Linked DNA regions of Homo sapiens: all the other regions are linked to region 3. Evidence: chromatin loops called from intact Hi-C (ENCODE). Cell type or tissue: sigmoid colon. All regions are shown on one strand. Region 1 holds the start of LINC02160 (long intergenic non-protein coding RNA 2160). Region 2 has its middle 92 kb from the start of LINC02160. Region 3 overlaps TARS1-DT (TARS1 divergent transcript). Region 4 has its middle 100 kb from the start of TARS1-DT.

Region 1 (8,000 bases), 180 kb after region 3:
AAGTCCAGGAGGTTTACCCCAGTCCTCCTGGCTTTACAGCATTCTGGCAACAGATGACCCTCTAAGACCCCAGCTTTTATATGGGGCAGCCATTTTTCCTCCATTTTGCCAGGAATAAACCCTGGTTTCTCCCCTTGCTCCTCCAGACCTAAGAATAGTAATGGCTTTTCACTTCTCCTAGTTTCTAGATGCATCACAGTTTCCCTTTTCTCCCATAACTCAGCACTGCTCTGTAAACAGCCCCTTCAGTTCTTTTCAGTTAAGCCCTCTTTAGTGTAGGCCTCTCAGTGATGCACTGTCAAATTTTCAGTGGAAGGTTTTTGATTTTTTTTTAAATGAACTGGCCAATTAATATTGAACCGGAAGCTGTTCTTCTATTCAAGCTCTTTCCTTATAAAAACCTGATGAGTCTTATTTCCTCATCTGTTAAATAAAGATTTAAAAATATGCCCTGTGTTACACAGAAATGTAAACATTACTGCATTGAAGATTGGAAGCCACTTGACATAGTGAAAAGGAGACTAGAGACATATATTCTAATTCCAGCCCCAATTATTTAGAACTTTAACTTTATGTTATATATATAACATATATATATATATAACATTTATGTTATGTTTTATATATATAACTTTATGTGTATACTTTAGTTCTCTTGGACTCTTTTCCCCATGATAAATATGCTGATTAGGTTAAGTAATCTCCCTGTCCTTCTAGTTCAAACAATTTTACAGTCCTTATATATTCTGTTCTTACTGTTCTAGACTATTCAGTAGCATGACCTATAAAAACAAACAAAAAGAATGTGGAACATAAAACTGAAGAAAAGTGTTGATAGAAGTTCTCCAGAGAAAGGAAAGTTAAAAGATCTAACTTCTATGTGGTTACAAAGGGCATAATCAAGACCATTGGCTAGATGCTGTAGGAGGTAGCTGTAAGTACAATGAATGGGAACGCCTTTCTAGTATATAGACTGGTTCAGTAATGAAGTGGAATATGTTGACTTTCAGGGAAGTGACTTTTCCATCACTGTAATGTTCAAGAAGAGATACATATTTACTATTTTCTCAGCGGGTACTGTAAAGAAGATGCCTGTGATGATATGCGGTTGAAGTAATGGCTAGGTAAGTCACAAATGTGCAGTAGTCTTCCCTTATCTGTGGTTTCACTTTCTGAGGATGTGACTATATGTAGAAACAGGGCATGTAAAGAGGTTATTAAGGTAAAACGAGGTCATATGGGTGGGCCTCATGCCTCTGTGACTGATGTTCTTATAAGAAGAGGAAGAGGCACAAGGGGTGTGCATGCACAGAGGAAAGACCCTGTGAACACACAGGAGAAGAAAGCCCCCTGCAATCCAAAGGAGAAAGGCCTCCGAAGCCAACTCTGCTGACACCTTGATCTCAGACTTCTAATCTCCAAACTGTAAAAAACACAAATTCAGCTGTTGAAGCCATCAATCTATGGTAGTTTGTTCTGCTAGTCCTAACAAACTAATAATATGATAAAGGATACTTAGTAGTAGCACATGATTTCAAAATTTTCCACCATATAGACATAAGGTTTACTATACTTCCACACCGTGTTCCCCTCACATGTATTTACACCACTGGTACTCGGTGTGAACCCCTAGAAACTCTATACCCAGTGGTTTCAAACCTTCCAGGAGCTGCCATTGCATGTCTTTCCAGTGTATCAGTGACTCACCGAGGAGGAGAGCAGCCAGGTGAGGAGGGATTACTGGTGATTATTATTATCAAGGTTCTGTGTAGATACTTCCTGCTGGGATGTGCACAAAAGAGAGATCTGGTACATCACTGTAAGCAAGCTCCGCCTTCAGAATGCAAAATATGCTCTTGAATCTAATTAGATATGGGATCAAAGTAAAGAATTTTCTTCCCCAGATTGACTGGAAGTTTTGTATATTTTTTAGTGGACCAGGTCACCTGAGAGTACCAGTCAGCCTACAGGCTCAAACTGATTTATACTTTGGAGGGAAGGAGAAGTGGCTTTGGAAACTCCAGCCTTTTCTAAATACCATCTAGTATTTAGATGGGTCTAGTTGGCTGACCCTTCTAAGGCAGCACTGTACATCTGCAATGATTTATACAAACAGAGTCTGCAGCTTGGCTGTCGTGGTGTGACTCCTTCCCCCCAGCCCTGTCCATATTTTGAGGACCAAATGGAAGAGCCCACCTATAGCAGCACCCCATGAGGAAGAAGTTTGTTACCTATGGATTCAAGCTGAAAAAGATGAAGTACTATTTCTTCTGAAATAGCTGCTTAAGAAGCAGAAGAAACAGCTATAGGGAGAAGCATTCTCCAGGAAGGTCATCATCATAGGCCAAATGCTATCAGGAATGTAGCATGAAGAAGAAAAGCTTGAATAGATCAGGAGAGGTCTAGGTTTAATTCTGAGTTCTAGCACAGGAACACGTGGTTGGCAGGTCATTTAGACCTTCTGTATCCTCCTAAGAAATCCAGTCTGTGAAAAATAATAATGGGAAATTTTACATAGCAATTCAGGCACTAAATGCTTTATATTTATTGTAACTCGGTTAATCCTCCCAAGGGTTTTTGAAGCTTGTTGTCTTACGCAGAGTTCCAAAATGACCCTTAAGATTCCTGCCCCCTTGTGTATATGCCCTGTATGATCCCCCTCCCTCATACCCACCTGAGCATGCATGGGACTTACAAATATGAAGCCTATCACTTTATGATTGTTGTTTTATAAGATGAAATAAGTTTGTAGATGTAATTAAGATCCCTAATCAGTTGGCTCTGAATTATTCAAAAGAGAGATTATTCTATTTGAACCTGACCTAATCAGGTGAGCCTTTAAAAGGGACTGGGCCCATCTTGAAAGAAGAAATTCAGCCAGGCGTGTCAGCTCACGCCTGTAATCCCAGCACTTTGGGAGGCCGAGGTGGGTGGATCACGAGGTCAGGAGATCAAGACCATCCTGGCCTACGTGGTGAAACCCCATCTCTACAAAAAATTAGTCGGGCGTGGTGGCGGGCGCCCGTAGTCCCAGCTACTCGGGAGGCTGAGGCAAGGGAATCACTTGAACCTCGGAGGTGGAGGTTGCAGTGAGCCGAGATCGCGCCACTGCACTCCAGCCTGGTGATGGAGCAAGACTCCATCTCAAAAAAAAAAAAAAAAAAAAAAAGAGAAAGAAGAAATTCATAGTTTAAGAGGGACTCTCCTGCTGGCCTTGATGTGGCAAACTTCTGTGTTGTGGAGAGCGACACATGTCAGGTACAGCAGGCAGCTTCTAGGAGTTGAAAATGAACCCTCCATTGGCAGTCAACAAGAAATCAGAAACCTCGGTCATACAATCACAAGGAAATGACCCAAAAGAGCTTAGCAGTGAATCTTTCCTTAGTCAAGTCTCTAGATGAGCATGCACCCAGCCAATTCCTTGATTTCAGCCTGTGAAACCCTGGGCATATACATATATATGCACTAAAATGTGACTGGCTTTGACCTGCAGAAACTATGGGAATACATTTGTGTTGTTTTAAAGTCACTAAGTTTGTATCCACAGAGACTGCTAAGTTTGTGGCAGTTGTCATGCAGCAATAGAAAACTAATTCACTGGTGCTATCATTACCTCTATTTTACAATAGGGAAACTTAAACTAAGTTGTCTAAGGTCACAAAATAAGCAAGTAGTAGAACTTGGATTTGAACCTAGTTTCTGGCTCCAAAGTGTGTATGTTTAACTATTGCACTGCACCAAGCTCTTGCCACCTGCCTTCTGTTTTCCTCTCTTTTATAAGTTGCCATGGCTAGTGTAGACATAGGACTCCTCCGTCTGATATATTGGTCTGAAAAACCATTTTGAAGTCAGTAACTCTAGGCTCTTGGCCTCTAGCCAGTCTCCCACTCTGTAACAACTCCCATTTTTCATAGATGGGAAATTCTAGGCTTCACTCCCAGAAGGTTTTTTTTTTTTTTTTCACCTCCCTTAAAAAAAAAAAATCTACGGTTTTAAATTATAGCCCTGTGGTTAAGGGAAAATGACATTTACTGGGGAAGCAACTTGTTACGGTCTTAGGTACTCTGCCAACTGCAATGAAAAAGGGGCTTTTAAATGTCATTTATACATTAAGAAAGATTTAAAGAGACACTAAAGAATATACCTAGCTGGCATTGCCAGAATCTGTAGGCCTTATATCCACAAGTATCCTGGGCTAAAATTTAATTTGTTCTTTTATGTGTGAGTAGAGTATGTTCAGCCCCAAGTCTGAACCAAAATGTTTAAAAATCACACTTCATTTAAAGGGATTCATGGAGACATGCCAGATCTACAAAGATATAAAGTGTAGATCTGAAGAGGAGGCAGAAATCTCCATTGCCTGGAGAGTCTCTTTTTAGGGTGGAAAAATTATCTTAAAATGAGGCAATATTCTGTTAAGAGGACCTAACCTGGATGAGTTGTCTTAAACTTTCTGAAAACCAAAACAGAATCTCCTCTAATTTAAATAAAAGATGACCGAGGCCCAGGTAATAGTATGGTCCAGGTATCAAAAGATAAAGAAGTGAGTAATCAGATTTATTCAGCAATGCTATTGAGTTAAATTGAATTTCCACTGTGGCTGATTTAATCTGATCCCTGTAGAATGAAGGTTGAAGGAAGATAAAATCTTGAGGATAATACTGGCAGTGATACCACTGTGATGCATTTTAGCTTCTGCCAGTTAATTTCATCTATGGCCATGAATATATTAGCATTATATATCTCTGTTGTTTCATTTAGTTATTCACATTTTTGCCTGTAAAATGCTCCTGAGAACCCTTCTCCCACTAACCTTCAAACATCTTAGACCCTGTGTTTCAGCTCTGCTCATTTATAGCCCTTACACTTGCCTTGGAAGGGCCGACAAAATACTGATACATTTCACTTTTCTGAGGTTGATGGAGCACACTAGCACATTAAATTAAAAAGTGGTCACTATATATAAAAGTGACATAAGAGTCTCAGTATCACTGGGCTGTGCATATCAAACTGTTTTTACTATAAGTGTTGAATTTGGGCCAAGTCGTTTAATGCATTTTAATCTTGTGACCGAGAGTATGCATTTACAAGATTTTCACCAGGAATAAGTGTGCTCTAGAGTAGATCTGCTTACCATGTGTTGCTACCACAGGAATGTGATTTTTCGAAATAGAGTAAAAAATGGTACAATGGTGAGGAACTATTTGGTCAAAAATTTGCAAAGAAATTTTTAAATAATGCTAAGAATTGGATATCTTTAAAAATCTAATTCTGATGTATTTGTGTAGCACAAGGCCTGCATCTTAGTAATAATAATCCCCCGTGTCCATAGCAAGGTCTCTTGAAGGTGATATCTAACTCAGGATTTCTGTAATGAATTTAGGAGACAATACGTGAGACTATCTATACCTAACACAATGCCTGGCACCTGTGAGTTATTTAACTGGTAGAAAATAGAAATCTAAAAAACAAGTTAACAGGTTGTATTGAGTGCCTGATAGAATGAATGAATGCAGGTAGGAAACATTTAAGATACTTATTAATGAGTAGGCATGGAATTTTCTGTACTATGACTATATAATTTCTTAAAATTGAAAAACATTGTTTTAAGAGAGTTCTTGCCATCAACATTTAGTATCTCATGACTGTCAAATTCTTTTAGATAGGAGCTTACACAGAGGGAATGTTGCATAATTGAAGAACACTGTGGGATGATAAATTGGGCTGTACCAAATTAGGTCATCCTTAGTCAAAATGTATAATGACGGTCTTTTCACAAACATCTTCACTGGGTTAAAATACCTGACCCAGGAGTTCCATCTGAATGATGGCTAGGTTGAGAACAGTATTTTCTCATGCACACCATGAGCAGAAGAAAAGCCAGGGTGAAAAGCCCTTTCCCCCTGAGGCTTTAGCCACCTTCAGGCTTTAGCCAATTACCCTGCCTGATACTCTGGTTTACTTAAAAACACATTAGTTGGAAAACAAAACAAAAAAATCAATTTAGTTGTAAGGATGTTGACCATTTCCCTCTACTATTTCAGGCTTCGCGACTCTGCCCTAATTGGCAAACAGGTCACAGAAGGTTGATCATATTATTGTATCTGCATCACTATAAAATTGAACAGTTTTGCTTATTTAATTATTTTCATTAGATACCCTTGATATTCTTTTTTCTTTAAATTTCTTCTAAAGGAAAGATTGTATTTGTCACTCTTTTGGAGCCTGCCAAATAGTGTAATTAATTGATAAAGGGTATTTCAGGTATTGGGCTCACTATCTAGAATTCGCTACAGTCGTCATTGTTCTGGGGAAAAAGAAAACAAACACTTGGAAGTGGCAGTGGATAAGCCGGGGCCGTGGTTTATTCAGTGGAAGGAAGTGTAGTTAGTTTCAGCGTAGAGGAAATCTGTCTAAAGGAAACTGGATTGATTTCTTTAAGGAATAAAAGCCAGAGTGCTTTGTGGGGAAGGTGAAACACTCGGTGACCGTTTGCTTAGCTTTCAGTACAGTCACAAATACTAGTCTGCTGAGTAAAAGCACCTAGGACCGGTCACAAAAGGACTCCACCGCCACAATGAGAGGCTGTCTAGGGCCTGCCCTGGGCAAATAAGTGAGAAAGTTTGTCCTCCACGGGTGTCCACGGCCTCCGCCACCACAATCTGCAACCTCTTCTTCAACTCTAGAGTTTCTTTTCTCTATTTTCTTTTCAAAGGCTTACGGTGTTTTCATTACTTTTTTGTTGTTGTTGAAAGTATTTCTTGTGTTTTCTTTCTGTAGTATAACATTCTCTAATTAAAGCAGGAAAGTAGTTTGATAAACTGTATTCATACTAAGGTAATACAGTCTCAGGATTTTTTTTTTTACACTTTGTAGTGATCTTTCTACTAATACTTGGAAAGGACTGTGCTGAACTTAAGGAATTTTTAGACACCTGAGAACCAGAATGGAAGAGATAAGCAGGCACTTGAGCAAAAGATGAACAGAGTGAATACAATTGTACAGTGGATGCCAACAGGACTGAAAGTGTTGAGTTTCAAATCTGTTTCTGCACTCGGTGAAAAAAAGGTTATTTTGCTTGATTAATACGTGAAGTAGGCTTAATGACTACCACATTCTCTATCATTTCATTTTAAGTCCTTCCCAGAAAAAAATGTATACTACCTGTAAGACTGCTTGTCGTATGAAAGTATAACTTTTTTTTTTTCTGATAGTTTGTCATATACAACACCTAACCCATCTGCCATCATCTTTTTCAATTTTTGTTTTTGTAGAGCTTAACATTATGCTGAAACTCAATCATATATTTTCCCTCTGGGGGTTGCATCAGTTTTGAAGAAATGAAAATGTACTTACGTTCTAAAGAGGACAGGCTACATAGTGTGACTTCTGTCTGGGTAGAAAGGATTCCTCCATCTCCATCAGGCATCGGGACATGCAGAGGCTTCAGCCTAACCTGCAGAAATACATATCTCAATAAGACTGAAGTCTCCTTCCTAGTTTTTTCAAACAATGATAGTTTACTCTGTATCTCAGTAGTGCCTATAGGGAAAAGAGCATGGGATTTGTAGACAGGAAAGTAGATATGTCTGCTTGGCATGCTGCTCCCCTCTATGTCCACCACATCCGTCAGATTCATTCCACCCTATTTTGACCAGTTCTGTGCCCGGGAAGCTGACCTCTTTTGGTTGCCTCATCTGAAATCCTTACTCTCCGGCTTCTGCTTTATTTTGGCACATTGGAGGTACTGGCAGGGGACTGGAAGGTGACAAGAGGGCAGGATCAGAGTATTTCTTCGCTGGCTTTATGCCTGCTTTGTCACAATTCTGGCAGTACCTGTGTTCACTGTCCGAGGCCACAGCTCCTGCCACACAGATCCTCTCGTGGTGGCAGCTTTCACCAGGCTCCGGGAACATTGTTTCCTCTTCTTCAGGCCTCGGCGTGTAGTCCTGCTTCCTGCTTTTAGTCCCTGAGTGCTTTACCATCTTTTTTTTTTTTTT
Region 2 (8,000 bases), 88 kb after region 3:
CTTTGGAGGTAAAGATGTCTGTGTCATCCCTGCAATTTGTCCTCTTATAGGTTAAATGTTCTCAGTTCTCTCCTTCATCATTTGAGATAATTTCCAGACAGTATCTTGGTTGCCTTTGTCTGGATACATTGTTTTGACAGTGTTTCTTTTACAACATAGCATTGAGAAATAAACACAGTGTCCTAGATCTGGCTTTACTAACACATTGGATTCTGTCCTGGAGAGTTTATTTTACATTTTTATTTTCTTTTTTTAAGCTTCAGATCAACTTCTACTTGAAATATGTGCTTATGGGAGACCTCTGATCATATGCTGTCTCTCAAATTGTTTACTAATATCATTGTACAAACGATATATCTAAAAGTAACGTATCACATAATGGATGGTTGGATGAGGTAATCAAAGCAAAGCCTGTTTGTAAGTCATTAAACACTGTACAAGTATGAGATGTTGTAATTAAGGTCCTCATAGTTTCAACATGTCAGTTTGAAATCATTGTTGAAATACCCTTGGATCCATAATTTTATTTAGGCAAAATAACCAAATATCTTCCAACTAACCAAATGTTTTTTTCATGGTCATTTTTTCTTTTATTGAAATAAATTAATTGGGGCTACATTTTCACAAATCACTCAGGAAATGGTTATTGAGCACTGATAAATGTACTGTTAAGCACTTCAGTGGATACAAGGAAATCTTGGACACTGTCACCACGGAGTCTCTCTTATGAAGGCAGGGTGGCCTTGGGCAAAACTGAATTTGTCATTGTTGTTTTCATTAAAATATTCTTTACAAAAGGTGTTCATTTGCTGGAAGAAGAGGGAACTAAAGCCTGGGAGATTGGAAAAGAGTGGTTGATTTTGGTGTATGTAGAAAATGTGTGATCTTCAGTTTTTAAATATTTGCACTGAGGTGACAGTGTGGACTTGCAGAGAACTCTTGCTTTCTGGAAGTGAAGGCAGAAACAAGAGAAGCTGTAGTCTGGAAGAGCGAAGGGAAAAGAAGGGAGAAAATAGGGAGAAGTGAGTGAGAGGATAGCACCCTGCGAATAGCTGATGCAGGTTAGTAACTAAGCATAGAGGAACTAAGGGGGTGTTTGCAACTAAGGGAAGATTAAAAGACACACTTGGCATAGCCCAGGGAGTCTGCAAGGCAGCGAGCTCTAGCACAGAGGTTTCAATCAAAAGATAAAGAAATTGGACAGATCTGTGGCCTAGCAGGACAAACTTGGCTGTTCCATAACTGAAAGGAAGATGAAGCTCAGTCTTGAACTAGAAGGAAGGAATAAGGGAGGATGATCATAAATGTCAGCACTCAAAATGGGCTTTTTATTATCCTACATTAGCTTGGAGTTAGAGGTACTACAGATAATTCAGTGCCTCAGTGATGTGATCAAGGGCCCAGGTCAGCCCTTTCCACCCCTCTGTTTTGCCAGCCTCAACATATTAGCTTTTGTTCTCAGATGAAATGCTTACAGTGTCAAGATGGTTTCAGTGGTTCCAGACATCACTATTTCACTACAGTTTTATATAAATATAGGAAGGTATACAAAGTGGGCCTAACCTACTACCTCCAAGAAGACTTTGGGGGTAAAAGTCTTCTCCAGAAACCCTGATATACTTTCCTTATATATTAGTTATATTTCCACATTTAAGTCCACTGCCAAATGCAGCTAGAATAATCATGGCATGCACCAATCATGGCTTATATTTTCGAAATAGGAGAGAGGCTCACCTTTCCTGAGCACTTGGCTGCCTGCTCTGACCCAAATCACGAAGGGAAAATGGGAGGGGAAGCTGTTGATAGGCAGTCAACAATATCTGCCATAAATAACTCCGCGATCTCATTCAACAAATATATCCTCTTTTTTTTTTGGTTTTTATTCAAAGGATTTTGATAAAGGAACAAATACTATAGAGCAAGTTCCGGAAGGGATTTATTTATTTATTTTTAATGCTTGTGCCTGCTGTGTAGTATGAGGCTAAACTTGCGTTTTTTTTTTAACCACCTTGTTTACAGGGTATTCAAGAATTCTGGATTTCTGTAAATTCAGCTTGTTAATATGAATTCTGATTCTTAGGACTATACAGATTAGATTTGCTAACTACTTTTTTTGGTATATATCAAAATGTTTTATTGAACTAAAAAATGGCTTTCTCTATTTTGTGCTTATAAGACATTTTCTCCCAAAGGAAAATACCACCAAAAAGATTTCAATGTCCAAGAAGTTTGGTGAGACGTAAAATAAAAGTTATAAGCCTATAATTTCATACCATAATATAATTTTATCATGGTGGTATCATGAAGGAGCATTGGATTGGAAGACAAGAGACCTGAGGTGTACTACTGGCTCCTTGACAAAGTAGCTTGTGGTCTTTATTCAGTTATTTTACTTCTCCAGACCTCAATTTCATCATCTCTTCCCTTGAGGGAGTTATATTAGATCAGTGTTTCCTACACTGTGTTCCATGTAAAACTAGCTTTCCGAGAAAGGTTTATTGATATACGAAAACTGGAAAATTTGGTCAAACAACTTTGGAAAATACTGGGTTAAACCAAGTTAATCACATTTCTTCATTGCAGGATTTTCGGGGCCTTTACTATGCTAATATAGATTGTGAATCTCCAAGAAAAGGACAGAGTATATAGGGTTTTCTAACACTGTTTGGCCAGGAAGTCTATTTTGTTTTTGTTTGTTTGGTTTGGTTTCGGTTTTTTAAAGTATCACAAAACATTTTTCTTTGGAGCACAGTGTGAAACATTGAGCTGGTTAACATTTGACTCTGCAGTTGTGCAAAAGGGATGTGTTCTTTGATTTCAGAGGCTTTCTGTGAAAATAACTGGGTGGAGGTATATCTCCAATTATATTGAAGGAGGAAAATCAAAACTAGAACCTGGGGCTGGGCATGGTGACTCACTCCTGTAATCCCAGCATTTTGGGAGGCCGAGGCAGGTGGACTGCTTGAGCTCAGGAGTTTGAGACCAACCTGGGCAATATAGTGAAACCCTGTCTCTACCAAAAATACAAAAAATTAGCTGGGTATGATGGTGCGCACTTGTGGTCCCAGCTACTTGAGAGGCTGAGGCAGGAGGATCACTTGAGCCTGGGAGGCGGAGGTTGCAGTGAGCTGAGTTTGTGCCACTGCACTCCAGCCTGGGTGACAGAGCGAGACTCTGTCTCAAAAAACAAAACAAAACAACAACAACAAAAAATCAAAACAATAAAAAAAACTAGAATCTGCAGAATGGATAGAGTTTTCATAGCTGATGATGAGTGGAGAGATTTTTGGATTAAACGGTTAATCTGGATAAAAACATGAACAGAAGGCTTTGAGAAAGCCTCCACCATCTTCATTTGTAACTTCAACCTTCCTCATCATGCAGAAGTGGGTTGAGAGGCATGTATGGTAGAATGAATGAACTCTTATGTATAATAGACTATGACATTTGAAAAAGCCTAAGAGGTTTAGGGCTGTGATTCTCTTGTGACCTATTGGAATGAGAGGTCCTCAGAAGGTGCCTATGAATGTGCATGTGAACATGTATGCCACATGTGGTCATGTGTGTGCATGCATGTTCATGTGTATGCACAAGTGTTTGTGTTTTAACCAGTTTATTTGGATCTGAGATGTTTTTTACACATTTTTCACCTAATTTTAATATTTTTTCTTCTTTTTTTCTTAAATTGTTGGAGTTTCTTGGCTATCTTGAAAGAAACTGTAGAAGTCACACAGAAGGGGAGGTAAGAAGGCATCTCTAACATTGCAGTGTTCCTGCTCTTCATTCCTCTGCCACCTGGCAACTTTTACTTCCTATAACAATTGAATTCTGGACCCAGGATTTTTAAGGGTAGGAACACATTTCTATGAAATTTTGCAGTCAAAGAAAACATGTATTGTCAACACTGTTTGGAATCCATGATAGTTATCATACTTGGCATCAGGGAAATTGAAATCCCACATGATTCATGCCCTAGGATTTTTCCCTTGGCTTTCATGTCCACTGAAACATTTCCTGGCTTGCTTGAGTTCTCATCCAGCCCAGGAGGTTCCTATCAGAGCTGCCTGAACAGACTGCGTAACATGGGTGATTTATGATGCACTAATGATGGAGTTGCAGATTTTTTTTATTAAATACCAAGAACAGAAGGGAAACAAAAGGGAAAAACATAGATCATAACTATTACTGCCTGAAATCTTTGCACTGGGCATGTGAAAAACAAAGCAACGAGAGGCTCAAATCTTACCATGTCGAGCAAACTTGTGTGTGGATTTACTGGTTTCTTCCCCTGGGGTTTTCTGTTTCTTCCCCTTTGGCTTCCTCTTTGGAACAACAACCTAGGAAATATTGTCATTCACAAACATTTTATTAAAGTGCATTTATTCAGTCAACATATATTTGTTGAGCAACTACTCTGTTTCAGGCACTGGTTTAGGCCCTGAGTACACGCAGCAGTCAACAAAACAGACAAAAATTCTTTTATGGAAATTGTGTTTCTAGTGGGAAGATTTTACATACACACATACATACAGTTATACTATAGATATTTATTATATGTACATAATATATACACATATATAATACATGTACATATATAATATAAATACATACATACATATACAAATATACATGTGTATATATAGCAAATTAAACAGTGATGAGAGCTAAAGAGAACAAAAACCAGGAAAGGTGAAATGGAGAGTTTGGGGGAAGGAGAAGGGTTGAAATTTCAAATGGGGTTCAGAGGGAAGGCCTCATGAAGAAGGTGACTAAAGCCTCCAAGGCATTGAATCTTTCCAGATGGAGGGAATCTCAGGTGCAGTAGCTCTGAGAAGTGTGAGAAACAGCAGCAGGCCAGCATAGCTGCAGTGCACAGAAGAGAGAAGACGAGATGAGGGCATGGTAGCATCGTGGGTTATAGTAGGGACTTGGCTTTCTACTCCTGTGACACAGAAAGCCATTGGAGGGTTTTAAGCAGAATCTGAGCTTGACTTACATTTTAGCAGAAATATTTGACTTCTGTAGTGAAACACACAAGGGCAGAAAAAGGGAGACAAATAGGTAAGCTACCTGGGAATCTGAGGCCTTGTCTTCAGTTTCTTCCAGGGAGCTCTTTTGACAAGACCTAAATTACTGGCTCTTGTGTGTACTGTTCCATACCCATCTCATGGGAATCCCTTCTTCATCTTCGCCTCAGCAAAATACAGGAAATGCAGCAACTTCTTTCTGGCTGCCAAAGCCACAAGCCAACCTATCTCTTGCTTTTCAGAGTTTTCAGGCAGGATCAGACACCATTTCAGTGAGTTCCCCTCTAACAGAAGAAGATTAATGAAAAGCTATCTGAGTGCTCTCTTTGTAGCCTAATTTCTCTTGGCTGGGGTCAAGAAGGAAGCCCTCTATTCCCCTTTGGGAAGGAAAAGACTCATAAAACACCAATAATTTTCTCCACTGAAATACCCGTTAGAGATTCTCTAAGTAATGTCCTCAAAGTCTCTTTCATTAGACTTTATTTTAGGAGCTAGTACTACTTCTGTGCCGTTTTCTTGGAGGAAAAAAGATAGCATAACATTCTCTGAGGAAATCTTTCTTCTCAAGCTGTATTATTCTCCCATTTTTTATCCTCTGGATGAATGTAACGGATTAGAGAGTTTTGCAATTATTTCTTCCAACTACCCCTTTTGAAATTTGCATCTTGGTCTAGCATTCTATCTTGTAATGTCATAGCTATTATATTTTGGTACCTTGGTTACAACATCCTATTACAAAGGGAAGGGTTCTTTGCTAATTAATGACTTATGTATTTCTGACTTGATAATAGCTATCAATAAATGAGAATGTGTTTGGCAGAGAGTTTCTAAAAAGAAAATTCAGGATGTCTTATATCATTGTGTCTTGGCATGGCAATATGCATGTAGTAGATACTTAACAATATTTGTTGAAAGAATGATTGAATTTTGTGGTTTGAATGGAAACTGCAAAGTGAATTCATATTAGGAAAGCAGTTCACGATCAGAATTAAGTCCATCCCTCACAAAGATAGAGCAAATAAGGTAATTGTGTTCTCATTCTATATCAGATTACTGCCCATGCTATTGCTTTTTTTTTTTTTTTTCAGCACAGGAGTTGGTCAGCAAGCTCTAAGCCTCAAGGTCCTTATGAGTCTCTAAAGAAGCTGACACCTAATTAGATAACAAATGCTTTCATGTCACCAAGAGTGTACTGGTTTGTAGAGAGAGTAGGAGAGTTTTCTGACCAATGCGAGAGACATGAGCCTTCATGTCTAACCCTCAGACCTGGACTAGAGAAACGTGTTTTAGAAATGATGGTAAATACTGGAAGATTGCCTTAACATGACCTGCTCTGATGTGGGATTCACACTTAGACTTTGTATTGCTTTTTAGTAATAAATGCGTATCAGAAGGATACTGTGAGCCAAGCCGTGAGCTGGAAGACAAAGCATATGAATGAGAAAGGTTCAATAATAGTACATGAATGGTTGTGAGGCAGTCCATCGTCAATTGCCAGTAAGAGGTCTAAACAATGAGCTCTGTGAGAATAGAGGAGGAAGCAGTCACTGTGAGGTGGGGGAAGAATGTGAGGCTTTCTGAAGTACCAGAGAAGCTCACTATATCCTAGGGTTCCACCCTATAAATTTTACACTCATGTAACATATGTCATGCAAGTGTGAAAAATATAAATCACTTAATCACTCTGTGCCTCAGATTTTCATCTGCCCTTTATTAACTTTCAAGTCAAGAAATATAACACATACACAGAAAAGCACCTCAGAAATAAATGTACAGTTTAATGAATAAAGAAAATAAAGCCACATGTATAACTGTAACTACATGAGAAAACATGGATGGGGCTCTAGAAACCCTGTGTGTCTCTTCCCAATCCCCATCTCCTCTCTCTGTCTTGGCCAGATAACCACTGTCCTGAGCTTTATGGCAATGATTTCCTCAGCTTGCTTTTTAGTTTTGTGCACTACATACTGTAAGAGTTGCCCGAGCCTGGTCTGGAATAGAGCTCGTCTCTGTGATTTAATTTACAAACACTTTTGGGGAGAAGATTAGCATCCCTCATACAGTGCCTGAACAATTTTCCAGTAAACTTTAATGAGATATAGATTTGTTTTGGAAACTACTCACTCATCAGTTTTGCTCTCAGTTGACTATCAGTCAAAAATCTACTATTAATATCTTTAACTAAACTTTCATTCTTTATATATCTAGACTAAAAATAACTACCTCATCTGTCTCCTTTCCTATAAAATGTACATATGAGGAATAAGTGTTTGAATAGATCTCTACCTTTCCCTTGTGTTCAAAATTTTTTTTAATATTTGCTACCTGCTTATAAGTAAATAGTCTGAGAAGTTTACTTTAATGGTAAGCATTACTAAACTCTGTATTCTAGTGCATAGGGCTCATTTTTGAACCATATGAAATGGATTTATATTTATTTTGTCATCTTTTCTTATTTCACTGAATAGTTTGTTTTTAAGAGCTGACCGTCTTGTTCTATGTAGTTTAAGAGCTGACCATCTTGTTCTATGTAGTTTAATTATTTTTATTGCTGTGTAGTATTACTTTGGAGATACATACCAAAATGTATTCATCCTACTGTTGATGGACACTTTGTTGTTTCCAAAATTCCAGTTTGGGATAGCTAGGGACAAGAGTTTTAGGACCGTTCTTGTGTATGTATCTTGATGCAAATACGTAAGAATTTCTCAAGGGAATGTACCCTGGAGTAGACTTGATGAATCATAGAATATGCAAACACTCAATTATAGTAAATAATGCCCACTTCCTTTTTCCATTGTGTTTCTACCAATCTGTACTACTTGCAGCACAGTACCAGAGTTTCCATTTGCTCAATTTCCTTACCCAACACATTGTATTTTCAGACTTTCTAATTTTCTTAATTAGTTTGGAGTAAAGTAGGAATCTCATTCTGTCTTAAGTTAAAGACAGTATTTGTCTGATTAGAAATGA
Region 3 (8,000 bases):
CAAAGCCATTGCCTGGGAGTCAAGATATTTTTGTTTTAGTTCAAAGTCCATTTACTAAATGTTTTTAGGTTATATCGCCTTTTCGATTTGGGGGATCTTATTTTTTCATATAAAAATATAGGAGTAGGTAAGTTATCTCTAAGATGGCTTTTAGTTTAATTCCATTACCTCTGCTGCTCAAGTAGATTTGAATTGCACATAGGACTGTAACTGAGATTTCTACCTTCTTCATTCCTAACTGAAAGCTGGGTGCAAAGAAGAGCACAAAAAGTGAATACCTAGTGGCTGATTCAGATCCACAGAAAGTGCAAATATTTTAGTTTTTTATTCTCCTATGAATAGGAAATATAACGTCAAACATTTATTGCTATGTTTTAGACTCATTCTAAAATTAGCCCAAGGTTTCCTATATTTCCTACATCCAATGGAACTGTGTATTAGTCTGTTTTTACACTGCAGACAGAAGCATACCTGAGACTGGGAAGAAAAAGAGGTTTAATGGACTTACAGTTCCACAATTGGGAGGCTGGGGAGGCCTCACAATCATGGCAGAAGACAAGGAGGAACAAGTCATGTCTTACATGGATGGCAATAGGCAAAGAGAATATACCAGCAGGGGAAATGACAGATGATTATAAAACAATCAGATCTTGTGAGAACTCACTCACTATCATGAGAACAGTATGGGGGAAACCTCCCTTATGATCAATTATCTCCACCTGGCCCCACCCTTGGCACATGAGGATTATTACATTTCAAGGTGAGATTTCGGTGGGGACACAGAGCCAAATCATATCAAACTGTAAAATTAGAATTCGTGGTCAGAAGATGACTCTGAACTCCTGTTAAAATTTTAAGTATCTTTTTCTTCATTACAGAGGTTCTCAACTGGGGCAATTTTATTCCACAGGAGACATATGTGGCAATGACCAGACATTGTTTTGATTGTCACTACTGGGGAAGTATCACTGGCATCTAGAAGGTAGGGGCCAGGGATGTTGTTTAACATCCTGCAATGTATGGGACTGCACCCTACAACAAAGAATTATGTAGTTTAAAATATTAATAGTACCAGGCTTGAGAAATTCTACTATATAATAAGCCTATTGATGGTGGAGATTTTTGTCTTATTTGTATTTGTTTTCTAGAGATCAATGCTTGTTTCTCATGTTCTCCAAAACTGATCTAATCCTTTCAGCTTAACATTACTGTTAGGTACATTTTATGGAACTAAAATTATTTGAAAATTGATAATGTATGTAGAGCTTTTATTTTGTAATTTTTTAATAATTAGAATATTCAATTAACCAGAACAATCACCATTCTAACCAATAAGTTTCAGAATTAGAGCCTATAACACTATATAGTTTTCTGTACATTGAGCCTACAAAATGTTATTCATAAACAGTAATATAATCCCACCCTAATGGACTCTCTGAAATTGACATTTTCTTCTGAAGTCAAGTTTAATTATGATAAATAAGTTGTATGAATACCTGAAGCACATTTCCAGATGCGAAGATGAAAGAGTGATGATATACTGTTTCTCAGAAACTGAATTAGTGAGTGAAGAGAGAAGGAAAGGGGAGACATATGATGCTTACACAGTCACTGTTAATATTTTAACTTTCCAAACTTCAGCTTTGAGTATAGCATGGGTTTTTAAAATTTATTTAAAGATTTAATTTTTTTTCTTTTTCTTTTCTTTTTTTGAGACAGTCTTGCTCTGTTGCCCATGCTGGAGTGCAATGACACAATCTCTGCTCACTGCAACCTCCACCGCCTGGGTTCAAGCAATTCTCCTGTGTCAGCCTCCCAAGTAGGTAAAATTACAGGCGCATGCCACTATGCCCAGCTAATTTTTGTATTTTTAGTAGAGAGGAGGTTTCACCACATTGGCCAGGCTGGTCTTAAACTCCTGACCTCAAGTGATCCACCCATCTCGGCCTCCCAAAGTGCTAGGATTACAAGCATGAGCCACTGCACCCAGCCGAAGATTTCATTGTTATTTGCCAAAGATGGTATAGATATTTAAAAGCTGCCAGTTCCTAGATTGATTGATCCATTCAATCCGTCTATCATTCAGTCAAGGAACTAAACATGTATAGATTGCTCTCATGTACAATCTTTTTTATTTATTTATTTATTTATTTTTTAGCAGAGACTCACTGTGTCACTGAGGCCAGAGTGCAGTGGCGGAATCTAGACTTACCACAACCTCCACCTCCCAAGTTCAAGCAGTTTTCCTGCCTCAGCCTCCCAAATAGCTGGGATTACAGGTACGCACCACCATACTCGGCTAAGTTTTGTATTTTTTGTAGAGACAGGGTTTTGCCATGTTGCCCAGGCTGATCTCGAACTCCTGACCTCAAGTGATCTACCCACCTCGGCCTCTGAAAGCATTGGGATTACAGGTGTGAGCCACCGCACCCAGCCTCTCATGTACAATCTTCTATGATAGATAAAGACTAAGGAACAAGGATTCTGTTCTCTAGGAGCATACAGGCAAATGGGACAGATAAGACATATCTGTGTATATATCTAATACAAAAAATAATTTTTAAAAAGTTTATGCAAATAAGATGCAAATAAGTGTTCTTGTAGTTCAGAGGAGGAAAGGTAATTTCCAACTGGTGATTTTGGTGGGGGAAGATATGTTGGGGAGGAACTTTGGGATCAGAAAATATGAACACTATATACAGAGACATGAAATGTTCCTTTGGCCCAGTAGTCTTTGCTCTTCCTGACCAGTGTCAAAACCACTATTTACTGTGCATGGAACTTCTCAGAGCCTTTGATATGCTAAGTAAACTTCAAGAGAAGGAGATATTATGCAGCACATCTCAAACGTGTTAGTAAATGTATCACTTTATTTATTTGTCAGGATGTAAGTTCCACAGACCACATTTCAGAAAATGCTGTTTTACTCTATAGAAGTTGGGTGAATGTGGAAGACAGGCCTCTGGATAATTTTAAAATCACATTCAGGGAAGAGGAAGGGAGGTAACAATTTTCATGTGACTGAAATTGTGCTGCGTCCTGTACGTAACCACTTGCATGGGCCACCAAAAACTTCCAGCCCAAAGAAAGGGTTGGGTTTGAGACCAAGGATGAGCAGACTGTTGGGTGCCATGGGGGCTATGTGTTTCATGTCACAGATACACACCAAGAATCCATTTAGCTCCATGGTAACATGGAGACTGGCTGCCTCACTTAGCCGACTCATTTCCTCATATTAAACTTGAACAGTACATGAAAACCAGGTTCCAGGCATCCCCCCAACACCCCTCCTTTTTTTCCATTTTCAGGATTAGAAATTTGATCTTTGGAATTACGCTTTTTTTCTTTTTAAAATAAAACGATGGTGGCAGGTTTGGTATGGAATGCTTCTTTAATTGTAAATAATTGTTTCATATTTTGTCAATGGGGCCTACTTAGAATTGAAGGGTCCCTAGGTCAAAATGTGGAACCCATTCAGACAACATCAAAGCCTTCTATGTTCTCTCCAGAGGGCAGAGAGCAGATACATCTGCTTGATCCAACGCATACTTTTCTTGCAACCAACCAGTCGTTTATTGTTTTAGCACACACTGACAAGCAATGAGACAAGACAGGGACAGAGGAGGCAGCTTGCCAAGGGATAGGGCCCTGAGCATCTGTAAAGCAGCATTGCAAAATCACAGAACACTAAAGCTGAAGGGAACTTATTGATTCCCATAAAAGAATCAGCTTCCCTAGACAAGATGGGGGGAAACTGAGGCCAAGAAGGCCAAGTGACATACCTTAATTAATCAAGAAATAAAATCAGATTCTGGGCTCAGCATCTCAGTCCTAAATCAGTGTCCATTTTTCTGCATCACAAATTAGTACTCACAGTTTGGATTTCATTATGCAATACATTCTCTATCTACTCTTAGCTTTTTTACTTTTAGTTTGTTTGAGAGTAAATTGGGATTCCCAGCTATCCTTTACTCAGGCATGAGCCTTTGGAGGCTTCTAACTTGAAATAGATGGTTCTGGCATTTGGATGGAGTGGAACACAAACAGATTTGCAACAGAGATTCAATTTTGTTGGAAACTCACTGGGGTTGAAAAATGAAAGACGAAATTGCCAGATAGAAATGTGTTTGGGGTTTTAGTGAATCCAGAATGCTGAGAAAGAGTTGAAGAATTTGGACCAATCTCCTCATTGCTTGGCTTGCTCAGCCCTGCTCAGCACTACAGGAAAGTTTGGTGGAAAACACTGGAAAGAGGCTTTGTCTATAAATATCCCAGCAATAACCAGTCGACCAAAACAATCTTGGGCTCATGCTTTTATTCTCAATATATCCATGACACAATTAGCAAATGTTTACTAAGCAACTACTGTGTGCTAGGCAGTGGGGATACAATAGCTTTAGAGATGCTCTCTCTCCTAGCAGGTTGTCTTCTAGCATGGAATTTCCAGGGGCCTGGCATGGTGGTTTGTGCCTGTAATCCCAGCACTTCAGGAGGTTGAACGGGGAGGATTGCTTGAGCCCAGGAGTTCAAGAGTAGGTTGGGTAACATAGTAAGACCCTATCTCTACAAATAATATAAAATTAGCTGAGCATGGTGGCATAGGCCTATAGTCCCAACTACTCAGGAGGCTGAGGTGGGAGGATAGTTTCAGTCTGGGAGGTTGAGGCTGTGGTAAACTGTGATAGTGCCACTGCATTCCTGCCTGGGTAACAGTAAGACCCTGTCTCAAAAAAAAAAAAAAAAAAAAAAGAGGAACTTCCAGGGGACTTCTAGAAATCGTCCTTGACCTGCAGTTCAAGGACACTGCAGCAAATGTTCAGGTGCATCCTTCACTTGTGGAAGGGATCTTGAACTCAGCTCACAACTGAGGTTCAAACGTCAATACTCTGGTCTGGTGCACTGGGGTGCCAGGGGCAGGAGTTGGAAGTCAGAGATAAAGGATCCCCTGAGAGAACATCATCATGAGCGAAGACAGTAGGCCCAGTTGTTCAGATAGAACAATGTGATGATGGTCCGGATGTTGGAGAGAGTAGTGGTTTCAGTTTTGGTGTGAAACTACACTTGACCCAACCAATTCTCCCTCATTCCTCAAGAGTGCTTAGTCCTTTCCACCAGGTATTATGTTATTTAGACATCTCTTTCTCCAACTAGACTGTAAGCCTCTTAAAGGCAAGGTATATATTTTAAATAATAGTAACTTTTGTTGTTTTTTCTCTTACTTGAAAGGAAATGCACATTTATTATCAGACACTTAGAAAATAAAGATAAGCAAAATGAAGCAATACAATGTTTGGAAAATTTCCATACACCTTTCTGTTACTGATTTCTAAGTAAATTACATTGCAGCTAGAGAACGTAATTTGTATGAATTTAATATTTTCAAATTTATTGAGATTATTTTAAGGACAAAAATACAGTCTGTCTTGCTAACTAGTGTATGCGTAGTTATAAAGACTGTGTATTCTGCTGTTGTTGGGTGGGATGTTTTATAAGTGTCAATCAGGCCAGATTGGTTCATAGTGTTGCTCAGGTCTCATATTCCCTTACCGATTCTCTGTTTACTTGTTTCATCAATTAATGAGAGAGAGGTATTGAAATATACAACCCAAGCTGTGGCTTTGTCTATTTTGTTTTCAGTTCTTTTAGTTTTTGCTTCATGTAGTTGAAGAAGCTCTGTTACTAGCTTCTAGTTCTTACTTTGGTGCTGCTGACCCCTGGGTCTGCACAGTTCAGGGTCTCGTGGATCAGGGGCAGGTTTTGAGTGTCTTGGTGAATGCTATTGCTAATAAGAAATAATAAAGTAGGAAGCAGCACCTGATTTTGGTGCTATTTGATACCTTGTTTGAGGAGCCCCTCCCTTATTTTCAGAACCCCATCCCTGACTATCCCCTCTGTGCCTTTGCTCCTCTCTGTGCTATAAAGAAGCTCATTTCAGATTGCTCTGTTAGATTTATTTAAAATTTTCCTTTCTTTTACCCCTCTCCAAAATGCCTGGTTCTATAGGGTTCAGATGAATGGCAACTGTAACTACTGTAATGAGATTAACAAACTCTAGTCCAAATGTTCTATCAGACCCAAGTATTGAATCTATCTCAAGCAAGAAAGGAATCCACTGAAAATATACTGAGTAACTCACAAAATACAGAAGGAGAAGGTTTCTAAGCTCAGAAATGACATAAACTAAGGAAGGCCAGTGAATTAGTCCATTTTCACCCTGATATAAAGAGCTACCTGAACACTGATATAAAGAGCTACCTGAGACTGTGTCATTTGTAAAGAAAAGAGCTTTAATAGACTCACAGTTCCACGTGGCTGGGGAAGCCTCAGGAAACTTACAATCATGATAGAAGGTGAAGGAGAAGTGAGCACCTGCTTCAAAAGGCAGCAGGAGAGAGAGAGAGAGAGTGAGGTGGGAACTGCCAAACACTTTTAAACTACCAGACCACATGAAAACTCACTCACTATGAGAACAGCATGGGGGAAACTTCCCCCATGATCCCGTCACCTCCCACCAGGTCCCTCCCTCGACACATGGGGATCACAGCTTGAGATGAGATTTTGTTCGGGCCACAGAGCCAAACTATATCAGCCAGGCAACAGGTACATAATTTAGAACATGTCACAGGAACAGCTGGTTGGAGTATGGCCACTGACCTGACTGCCTCTGAGCACACTGAGCTACAGCTGCTGGCCCCCTACCTTTGAGCCATTGTCTCTGTCCTTTACGTCATTCTTTCTCTATTCAAAAATCCAAGGAAGAAGCATCCAATTATCCAGGCTTAGGTTTTACACCTGTGTCCCCTTTACCAGAAAGTTGAGGAAGAGAATAATTTGTCCCCTAACTCCAGCTTCTGTAGTTGGGTATGAGCCCAACTCCTCAAGCAGAAAGAATGTTTACTTCTTGTGCTGATCCAAACCAGAATAATGTAATTGAATAATAATTTAACCTTCCTCCTGATAACATATTTTAATAAGTGCATTCAAAACTTTAATGGAAAGGAGGACCTAATACAATAACAGCAATGACTTCTTGCAGCAGAGTGGCTATCAGGTTTATTGACTCCCCTTTGACCATATCAAGAATAACAATAACAAATTATAATTTAAATAATTTTTGCATAGTTTAAAAAGCATTCTTGTAAAAATTATCTCATTTCACCTTGATAATTTTCCTGAGTAACAGACAGTCTAGAATTTTGAGTCCTATTATACAGATGGAAAAACTGACACCTAAGGGGGTTTCACCTAGCCTGAAAGGGAGTAGAAACATGGTTTGAACCCATGATTCCTTTTGCTACATTCTGTTGTCTGTCACATGGAGCTGCCCACTTTCAATAACCCTAGTTCACACTAAGAACCAGAAAACAACTTCAAAAAACTAAATGTCTAAAAAATTGGCCTTGTCTCTAGCAGTGGTTCTCAAATATTGGTCCATGGACCAATGGAGTCAGGTTCACCTGGAGTTTCTGCTGCACCCCATCTTCAGTCCTTCTCCCAGGTGTTTCCCTTGAGGCCACCATTTTTAATACTTTTAACCAAGTGTCTTAGTCCATTCATGCTGCTATAACGAAGTACCTTAGACTGGGTAATGTATACACATTGTAAGTTTATTGCTCATAGTTATGGAGGCTCGATAGTCCAAGATCAAAGTGCTGGCAGGTTCAGTGTCCAGTGAGGGCCTGTTCTCTGCTTCCAAGATGGTGCCTTAAACACTGTTTCCTCTGGAAGGGACAAACACTGTGTCCTCAGATAGTAGAAGGGACAGAAGACAAAAGGGCCTAGCTAGTTCCCTCAAGTCCTTTGACAAGGGTATCATCCCATCCATAAGTGCTCTGCCCTCATGACCTAATCACCTCCCAAAGGTTTCTTTCTTTTTCTTTCTCTTTCTTTCTTTCTTTCTTTCTTTCTTTCTTTCTTTCTTTCTTTCTTACTTTCGTCTGTCTTCCTTCCTTCTAAAAAAAATGGGATACATGTGCAGAACGTACAGGTTTGTTACATAG
Region 4 (8,000 bases), 72 kb after region 3:
CATATAAAAGTTGTTGGGAAGGCATTAGGCCTCTAGTTCTTCATTTATAAAACAGGACTGCTAATAGTACTATCTCATAACGTTGTTATGAAATTCCAAGGAGATTGTGCATAGCAGCTAACCCAGTGTCTATGGCATTGTGAGTGAGGATCTGATCCTTGTAAGCCCGTGACATAGGAGGTATATTGTTATCTGCACTTTACAGGTGAGAAAACTAAAGCTCCAGAGGATTAACAGGGACTTGCTCATGAGAGTGATTTTAGTCTGAGATCTCTAACTTATAGCTCAGTGCTTTTTCACTATAAGAAGTTCCAGGGGGAATTAATCAGGTAGATTGCTCGAACTTAATCCCATTTTTTTAAGTACTTTTTCTTTGACTCTTAGTATTAAGAGTACCTTAGTAGGTCCTTTCTCTTGGGGTAGTATATTGCCCCAAAGAAAAATCTGTTACTCTCCTGCCCCAGAGATATAACTCAGTTTTAGCATTATGAGCAAAAGCCCTGGCGCAGGAGACTTTTACTTAATCTGCTGTTTTTAGTATAGTATTGCTGCCTTCAACTGTGCCTGATGTTTCTGAGTCCATAGAACTTTAGTTTCAGTATCTTCACAAAAATCAATATGTCCAGTCTTCTGCTGGGGTTGGGGAGAGACAGTCTCCTGGCTTTGCCTGGTAGGAGAGGAAGTGCTCTTTCTACGGGTCCTTTTCCAGTCCCTTACCATATTCAAAGCCACTTGGTGCCTCCAGTTTCCTGTTCTTTCTGGTGTTTCCCACTGTGAATCTGCTTCTTTGTTACCACTGCCCCTCCACCTCCAGCCTGCCACTTGTAGGTAGTTAGCTTTCTGTCTTAAAGGATGTTTCAGTTTCTACTCTTTATTTACTTTCCAGGTTCCAAAAATTTTGACGCGGATCATTTGTTATCTTTTCTCTTGTTTCTCTTGTTTTTTGATCCTTGTGGGTTTATGAGTTTTTGAAAATTAAATAATTTTACTGTTTTTACAGGGTTTTTTTTTGGAGATGGAGGAAATCTAAAATCATGTGTTCAATCCACCACGTTTAACCCTACCATTTTATTTGTTATTTTGAAGAACTTAACATATATTTATTTTCAGGTAACTCTACTAACTCTATCTCTTCGGATGTGATATCCTTTTAGTCTGCCTTTTGTAGCACTTAACTTCTGCATATTTGTAACTGTTGTTAGGTATATGTTATCCTTTGTGGCTTTATCCTGTCCATCATCTCCCTACGGGCATCTTTTGTCTTCTTCTCCATCTCTTTACTGCTATTGTAGTGAACATGCTGCTTGCTAGGCTCTTCTGTCCCTATTTAGATATTTGTTCTTTTGTTCATGGCAATTGCAGTCTGGGTTACAACTGGAAATGTGAGGATGTGATGGCTGCAAGAGGGAAGGGCATGGAGCTTTCTTCTTTTTTTCCCTTTTTTTCTTTCTCATTCTAATCTGCCTCCCAGGATCTTCCTTCATCTACTGATGTCTTTACTCTTCTGCTGACCTGTTGCCAGCAACAGGGATTGTGATTGCAAAGAACAAAGTGAGAAGCCCCAAACATACCCCACCAGTCCTAGGGCTGTCAGCCACATTCCTGCCCTGTCCAACAATCACACCTCAATCCCAAAAGCTCAGTCCTGTTTGAAAACCTTAAGGACCTTTTTTAAGTGGATGTCTTCCTTTTATAAACCCAGAGGGACCTTAGACTGTCTTGGTTTTTCCCTTAGGACCTAAGTAAAAAGAAAGGAAAGAAGATACAGGAGGGAGTTTTTTCTTTTTTTCCACCTACTTTTGTGCTTACTAGCAATTTAAAAAAAACTGAAAACTAAGATTAGTGGTAAACTTGTCAGATAATATTTTATTGTTCGTGGGGCCAGAGTAGGAAGAAATTGGTCAAAAGTTATGTGATGGCTTTAGAAGTGAAAGGAGGTAGACCCGATTCATCCTAAATTTCTTTGGGAGAAATATGCTCTGCTCATGGACCTTCTCTTTGTTCTTTTATCTTTTCAGATTCTCCCTTTCCTCAAATTTCAGATAAAAAAGTGGTTCGGAGAGGAAGTTCTAGAGCTAGACTTTTTTTGAAGCCCAGCTTTGATGATTTTTAGGTATATAAACTCGAACACCATCATAATAACTGTGACAGCGTGATACTGGTGCAAGCATAGACGAATGCACCAACAGAACAGAATAGACTCCAAAACAGACTGACTTATGATAAGAGTGATACTGCAGTTCAGTCCTTAACCTCTGTGTGTCTCAGTTTCCTCAAATGCAGAATAGGAACAACTGTATCCCTATGGTGGTGGTGTGACGATTAAGGGAATTAATACAAATGTGCTTACAATAGGGCCTGACATCTAATAAATGTTTGATAAGTTCCACCTATTTTCCCTGGTCCCAGGCCTTAATCAACTTCCTCTGAAATTTCAGTCCTTATTCTGCACTGCTTATTTTGGGACTTAATTATTCACTTCCTTGTTTTGCTACCAAATTATTTTGTGTGCAGTAGTTTTGTGTCTCCATCTATTGTAAACTCTGAGGACAGAGACCACATAGACTGCATGTAATTGCTTCTCTAGTTATCAGGGTGCCCAGAATAACATTGAGTTCCAGCTGGCATTCAATCTGTGCTTATCAGTTGATTGGGCAATAGATCACTTTGGAAGTTAGGAGATGTTTGTGAGGAGATCTGCATTTTACCTTCCAAGATAGAGGGTAGGAGCAGTTCTGTTTTTTTGTAGCCTTAATTTTTATCAGAAACATTTGCTGTTTTTACCTTTTTACTAAACAGCTCTGGACTGTATGAGTTCTTAGGAATTATACCTGAAAGAATCCACCCAGAAGTATATACACTGCAAGGAAATGTAAAGACTCATGGTTCTTCCCTTTCTTTCACCTCCAGGGCCTTTAAAGGAGACAGGAAAGAGTTTATGATTTTGCTCATTCATGAATAACATTTTCTCATCCATATTGTTCTTTTGGGTCTGCTTAGTTTATATACTTTATGTTACAACCTAAAACTCCCAGTTGGTTTTTTTTTTCTCTTCTTTTTTGCCTTCCATTTCACATTACCTTCTGGCCCTAGGAAATCTGTTTTTTCAAAGTTTTTCTGCTTTCCCGAGACAGTTTGCCAGTTACCTGGAAGGTGGCATATTGCCCTTCTTCGTGTTTCCAACTAGTCTCAAAGTGCTTTCTTTCCCAAGAGGTGGCCAAAAACGGCTGTGCTGAAATGGTCATTTGTGAATACAGTAATTCTCAGGAGGCATAAATTCACATCCTGTTCTCACTATGTATTTTATTAACTGTTAGAGTTATTCTACTGCCAGGCCCTGGCTAGAACCTGACTTGGTGCCTAGTGCTAACAACTGTCTTTAAAGGATTATGAATAGGGTCATAAACACTATTTACATTAGTAGGAACACGTACTTTTAGTATTTCTACCACTCCTTCTCACTCCTGCTCACCCTCACAGGCATGGGCAGTTCATAATAGGTGCATGGGTACTCTGCATTTCCCCTGTGGTTTTTTTTTTTTGGTCACATGTGGATGAATTCGTTTGTTTAAACTTTATTTTTCACAATCAAGTCACTCTTGTATCCTGGCCTCCAGTCTTCAAATGACATGAAACTTCCCAGATTATGTGTTCTAAGGATTTTTCCCCCTTCTTTTTAACTAGGGCCAAAAATAATAAACCTGGGTTATGATGCAAGTAACCAGAAAGTTAAACCATTGCTTAATGTACATTAGCATTAGTATCAGAGCCTTGTCATAGGCATAACAAAATCGTGGAACACTCTTTAGTTCAATGGCAAACAATATTTACTTCCCAGGTGTTTGAGATATTAAATATCAACTTCACATCAGAGAAATGTAAAAATGAGAGTTAGAGAGGCAACTCATCCGTGGGTTTTTCCCTGTTTTACTTAAGAAGGAAACTGGATAGTTGAAAAGAGGAATTATTCCTGTTCTCTCAAGATGTGAACCCTGTCCTGTTAAAACATGTATTAGATGGCAAATGTGGGAAAGAGGCAGTATTGTGCAAGGGTTACTTTGATAATGACTGGCTTTGCACTAAGAACATATAGTAATACATGGTGGATATCATTCAAAAAGCTTCCAAGTGTATGTAGGACAGGGCTTGGATTCAGTTCAAGCAGATGGATGAACAGTCACTCATTCAACATGCCCCTCTAAGTGATGAAATCAGAATAATGATAGCAGGGATTATAGATGACAGAGTCTTTCCTACAAAAAAAATACACGGCAAAGAAATGCAAAAACTAATGTTTCCTTGACCTTCATGTAGAGATAAGGAAAACTAAGGGAAGATTGCTGATTGTGTACTTAATTTTTTCTCATAGACTCATTTTCTCATTCTCATTATTTGGCTATGCATTTTATATTCTGTGTCCTTAAAACTGATCATAGTCATGAACTGTGCCTGAAAATGCTGTTTAAGCCAGTGTAATGTGGCCAGCAGAAGTTTCAACAAGCCACCTATCCTGTAAAAGCAGTTCTGAGTAATGCTTAAATGCACTGGCTTTGGAAGTAGCGGAGCTATTCAGTATAGCATCCATTGATTCAACCAGTCATGGATAGAAAATATTTTTTCAAAACAATAAAAAAAAATACAACAATACAAATAATACAAATTTTAAAAACCAATACAGCATAACAACATTTACATAGCATTTACATTGTGTTAGGTGTTATAAGTAGTCTAGAAATTATTTAAAGTACACAGGAGGATGTGCACAGGTTATATGCAAATACTGTGCCATTTTGTATAAGGGACTTGAGCATTTGCAGATTTTGATATCTCCAGGGAGTCCTGCAGCCAACCCCGACAGATACCTAGGAACAGCTATAGAGTGTTGTTAACCATTACTTCGATTTTGCACTGACAAAGATGTCAACTATCTGGCTAGTTTGAGTAACCTCTTCTCTAGACACTGCTAGAGAAACATAATGATCTGTGTTTCACATTTAAAGTCCATTTAAGGGGCCGGGCATGGTGGCTCATGCCTGTAATCCCAGCACTTTGGGAGGCCGAAGCGGGTGGATCACCTGAGGTCAGGAGTTCAAGACCAGCTTGGCAACCATGGTGAAACCCCGTCTCTACTAAAAATACAAAAATTAGCTGGGCATGGTGGCGTGCACCTATAATCCCAGCTACTTGGGAGGCTGAGGCAGGAGAATTGCTTGAATTCAGGAGGTGGAGGTTGCAGTGAGCTATCGCACCACTGCACTTCAGCCTAAGCAACAGAGTGAGACTCCATCTCCAAAAAAAAAAAAAAAAAGTCCACTTAAGTCTTTTAAGAGCTCCATGTACGTCTTTTGATTATAGCCATGTGTTATTCCTGCCCAGTTTATAGAAAAAGATTGTTCCTAGTTGTGTTAGGAGAGAAAGTTGACCAGTGGGTACTGATCTCTTTTTTAACATGGCTTCTGTCTTTAACCAAGGAGGGCTGGACTCATGCCTCACCATAAAGAGGATAAGAGACAGTGAAAATTTAGAGGGTAACATTAACTATAGTGTCTATTACAGAATGGGCTCTTGTTGAGGGGCTTTGTAAACAAGAAGGGATTGATCACGTGAAATACATAGATTCAAACAGGAAAAGCTGGGGAATTTTCTAATTCTAGTACCTTCTCCAAGCCTCAGCATTTGTAGACCTTTATACAAGTGGTATGAAAAAGAAGAATCTATTTTGTTTTGTTTTGTTATTGATTTTTAACTACTAAAGACTATTCCCTGTGAAGCTATTGTGTTAGTGAAATAAATTTTACTCCACAGAAATTGAACCTTCTCTTCAGAAGGTCTTTGCTGGCTCTTCTTGCTTCGAATATCCAGTGGAAAGAAGCCCTTATATTTCTGTGCCAATATTTTCTCCACTTTGGAAGTACTTGAGTGAACACAGCACATCATTTTTTCAGAAATCAAAGATTTCTCATTAAAATCTTTACTTGAAATTCACAATTTAATAAAGTTTCTGAGTTAATATGAAACCAATAGTCCATTAAGAATAAGGAATGATTGGCTTGTATTTTTTATTAACCGTCAGCTGTAAGCAACCTTAAAATACCATCTAACACATTCAAATTCACCAGGCATGACTGCCCAGTGCCCCACCCAACCTAGCCTCTCATTTGTTCTCTTATTACATCTCTTATTAAATCTCCAGTGGAAGAGATTGTGTCAGAGTCTCCTTCACTAGTCTATTTCAGTGTCTTACAATTCATATGATGCTTAAAAAGAGAAGTAAGCATTGTTTAAGTGTAAATGTTTATTTTGTTATTGCTCAGGTTGAATCCTTTTCATATTCTGCTGGCTGTCTTATTCGTGCACCAGTTGTTACTCATGATGCAGATTGCTGATATTATATCTGATGCTATTGTATACTATAGAAGATGGGCCACCAAAAATGCTGAGTGTCCATGAATCACACAGCAATGATCTGAAATCTCTTTGAGTATGAGGACCATTGTTAAATGACAAAATGTCATGCCATCACCCCAGCCCCGATCACCTGACCTCCTTTCACACATATACACAATACTAGTTTTACTTTTAGTATCTAAGAATATTTATTGTGGAAAACAACTGTTATGAGTGTAGTAAAGCTTTATAGTAGAAGTGTATTTTATTAAATATAACATCTTCATACATCTAAAAAGTAGTAGTGATAGGTCAAAGTTTTTTATCTAGAAAATGAAGGTACTGTATTTGTACAAGTTCTCATTCCAAGTCATTTAGTGAGAAAATTGGGGTGTTTTACCTATAAAAATCCTTAAAACATTGTGCATATTTTTGGAGCTAATTAAAAACAAAAATAACAAAGATTGATATACATTTAATTTTGTTCACTCTACATAGCTATAGCCCATAGGAAGGGTTCTGCAAGAACACAGCAATCACCTTGATGATGAAGCATAATCCCTGTGGGTGCTTCATGCGAAGTTCTGAGCCTCAGCCCATGTTGCCTATGGTTAAATCAAATAATGTATGTAAATAACAGCAAAGGGTCTATAATCTCAAAAAGTTATCTCTACACAAACTTGTGTATATACATACTTTTCTCTATATAGAGTACCAAAATTTCCTGATTCATGAGTCTTCTTTAATTTAACATTTAAAAAATTGCCCTCTATGGCATATATCGCTCTATGGAGATTACCTCAGAATAAAACAATCTTTTAACAACAACAAAAAAGTATTTATGAGGGTCTACCAGGCAGCTGGCAAGAAATTAGTGGTTTCTCTCATGCATTTACCACATGTTATCTGTTGGCCATAGATGAGTACTGAATGTCTGTTTCTATGGATGCAGAAAGGAATTTTTATATTGGTGAGCTGTATTTCAGTTTAGAAAATTGACCCAGGTTTTATAAAAATAGATTCGTCTTTGATAGATATTTTATTGGATAGCTATAAAGGCACTGTTGTTTTCATTCATTTTTTATATTTGTGAAGGAAAAGTTGATTTGTATATTTTTGGAGCTGGTAAATTTTTTTCTGCCCATGTATGAAGAACTGAACGATTATACATGTGGTTCAATGTTTTTGTTAGATTGTTGGGGATAGTGATGAGGTTGGGGTTAAAGAATCAGAAATTGGTATACCAAAGGTACCAGGAGATTGCTTGTCTTGATTTGGTGCTAATAGAGGGACAGAATTCCCCTTTCAGACCCTAGGAGGCCTGTTTGTTTTTGCGTGTGGAGATAGATACATGGAGGTTCAATTTGGAAATGTAGTCAAATCTCTGCTAGAATAGTTGATAGAAAAGCTACCGTGGGCCACTCATATTTCTGGTTATCATAAAGGTCAAACTGGATATTTAAAACATAAAACAGAAGGCTTTAAAGGACTGTCTCCCTTGCTGTGAAAACCATTCATGCCCCTCTTCAGGTAGCAGTATTTTAGTGGGAAAGATTGATAATCAGAACTCTCCATTATCAAGTTTAATATAAAATATGTCTAAAATATTTCCA

What was found. Hi-C counts contacts between places; a loop is a spot of excess contacts. Peaks named below come from ENCODE experiments on the same cell type or tissue, not always from the same donor. Only the 100,000 strongest peaks of a DNase experiment are listed, where the experiment ranks them.
Region 1: a loop joins it to region 3, with 7 times the contacts of the local background. A loop is called at or near these places in 2 of 110 quality-filtered maps.
Region 2: a loop joins it to region 3, with 3 times the contacts of the local background. A loop is called at or near these places in 3 of 110 quality-filtered maps.
Region 4: a loop joins it to region 3, with 3 times the contacts of the local background. A loop is called at or near these places in 2 of 110 quality-filtered maps.

What each region holds. Positions count from the first base shown.
Region 1 is chr5:33,229,215-33,237,214 of GRCh38, reverse strand. It overlaps LINC02160 (long intergenic non-protein coding RNA 2160), which reads right to left and starts at 7,480. Exons shown (of 4, transcript NR_147008.1): 1 at 7,357-7,480. RefSeq lists a silencer at 1,198-1,247. In sigmoid colon, no CTCF peak of the experiment used is centred here; a DNase peak (open chromatin) is centred at 3,854.
Region 2 is chr5:33,317,250-33,325,249 of GRCh38, reverse strand. No RefSeq gene overlaps it. Among named protein-coding and RNA genes, the nearest start is that of LINC02160, 92 kb to the right of the region's middle. In sigmoid colon, no CTCF peak of the experiment used is centred here; a DNase peak (open chromatin) is centred at 4,039.
Region 3 is chr5:33,405,204-33,413,203 of GRCh38, reverse strand. It overlaps TARS1-DT (TARS1 divergent transcript), which reads left to right. Exons shown (of 3, transcript XR_001742630.2): 3 at 2,159-5,282. Among named protein-coding and RNA genes, the nearest start is that of TARS1-DT, 31 kb to the left of the region's middle. In sigmoid colon, no CTCF peak of the experiment used is centred here; DNase peaks (open chromatin) are centred at 3,140 and 3,633.
Region 4 is chr5:33,333,172-33,341,171 of GRCh38, reverse strand. No RefSeq gene overlaps it. Among named protein-coding and RNA genes, the nearest start is that of TARS1-DT, 100 kb to the left of the region's middle. In sigmoid colon, no CTCF peak of the experiment used is centred here; a DNase peak (open chromatin) is centred at 3,371.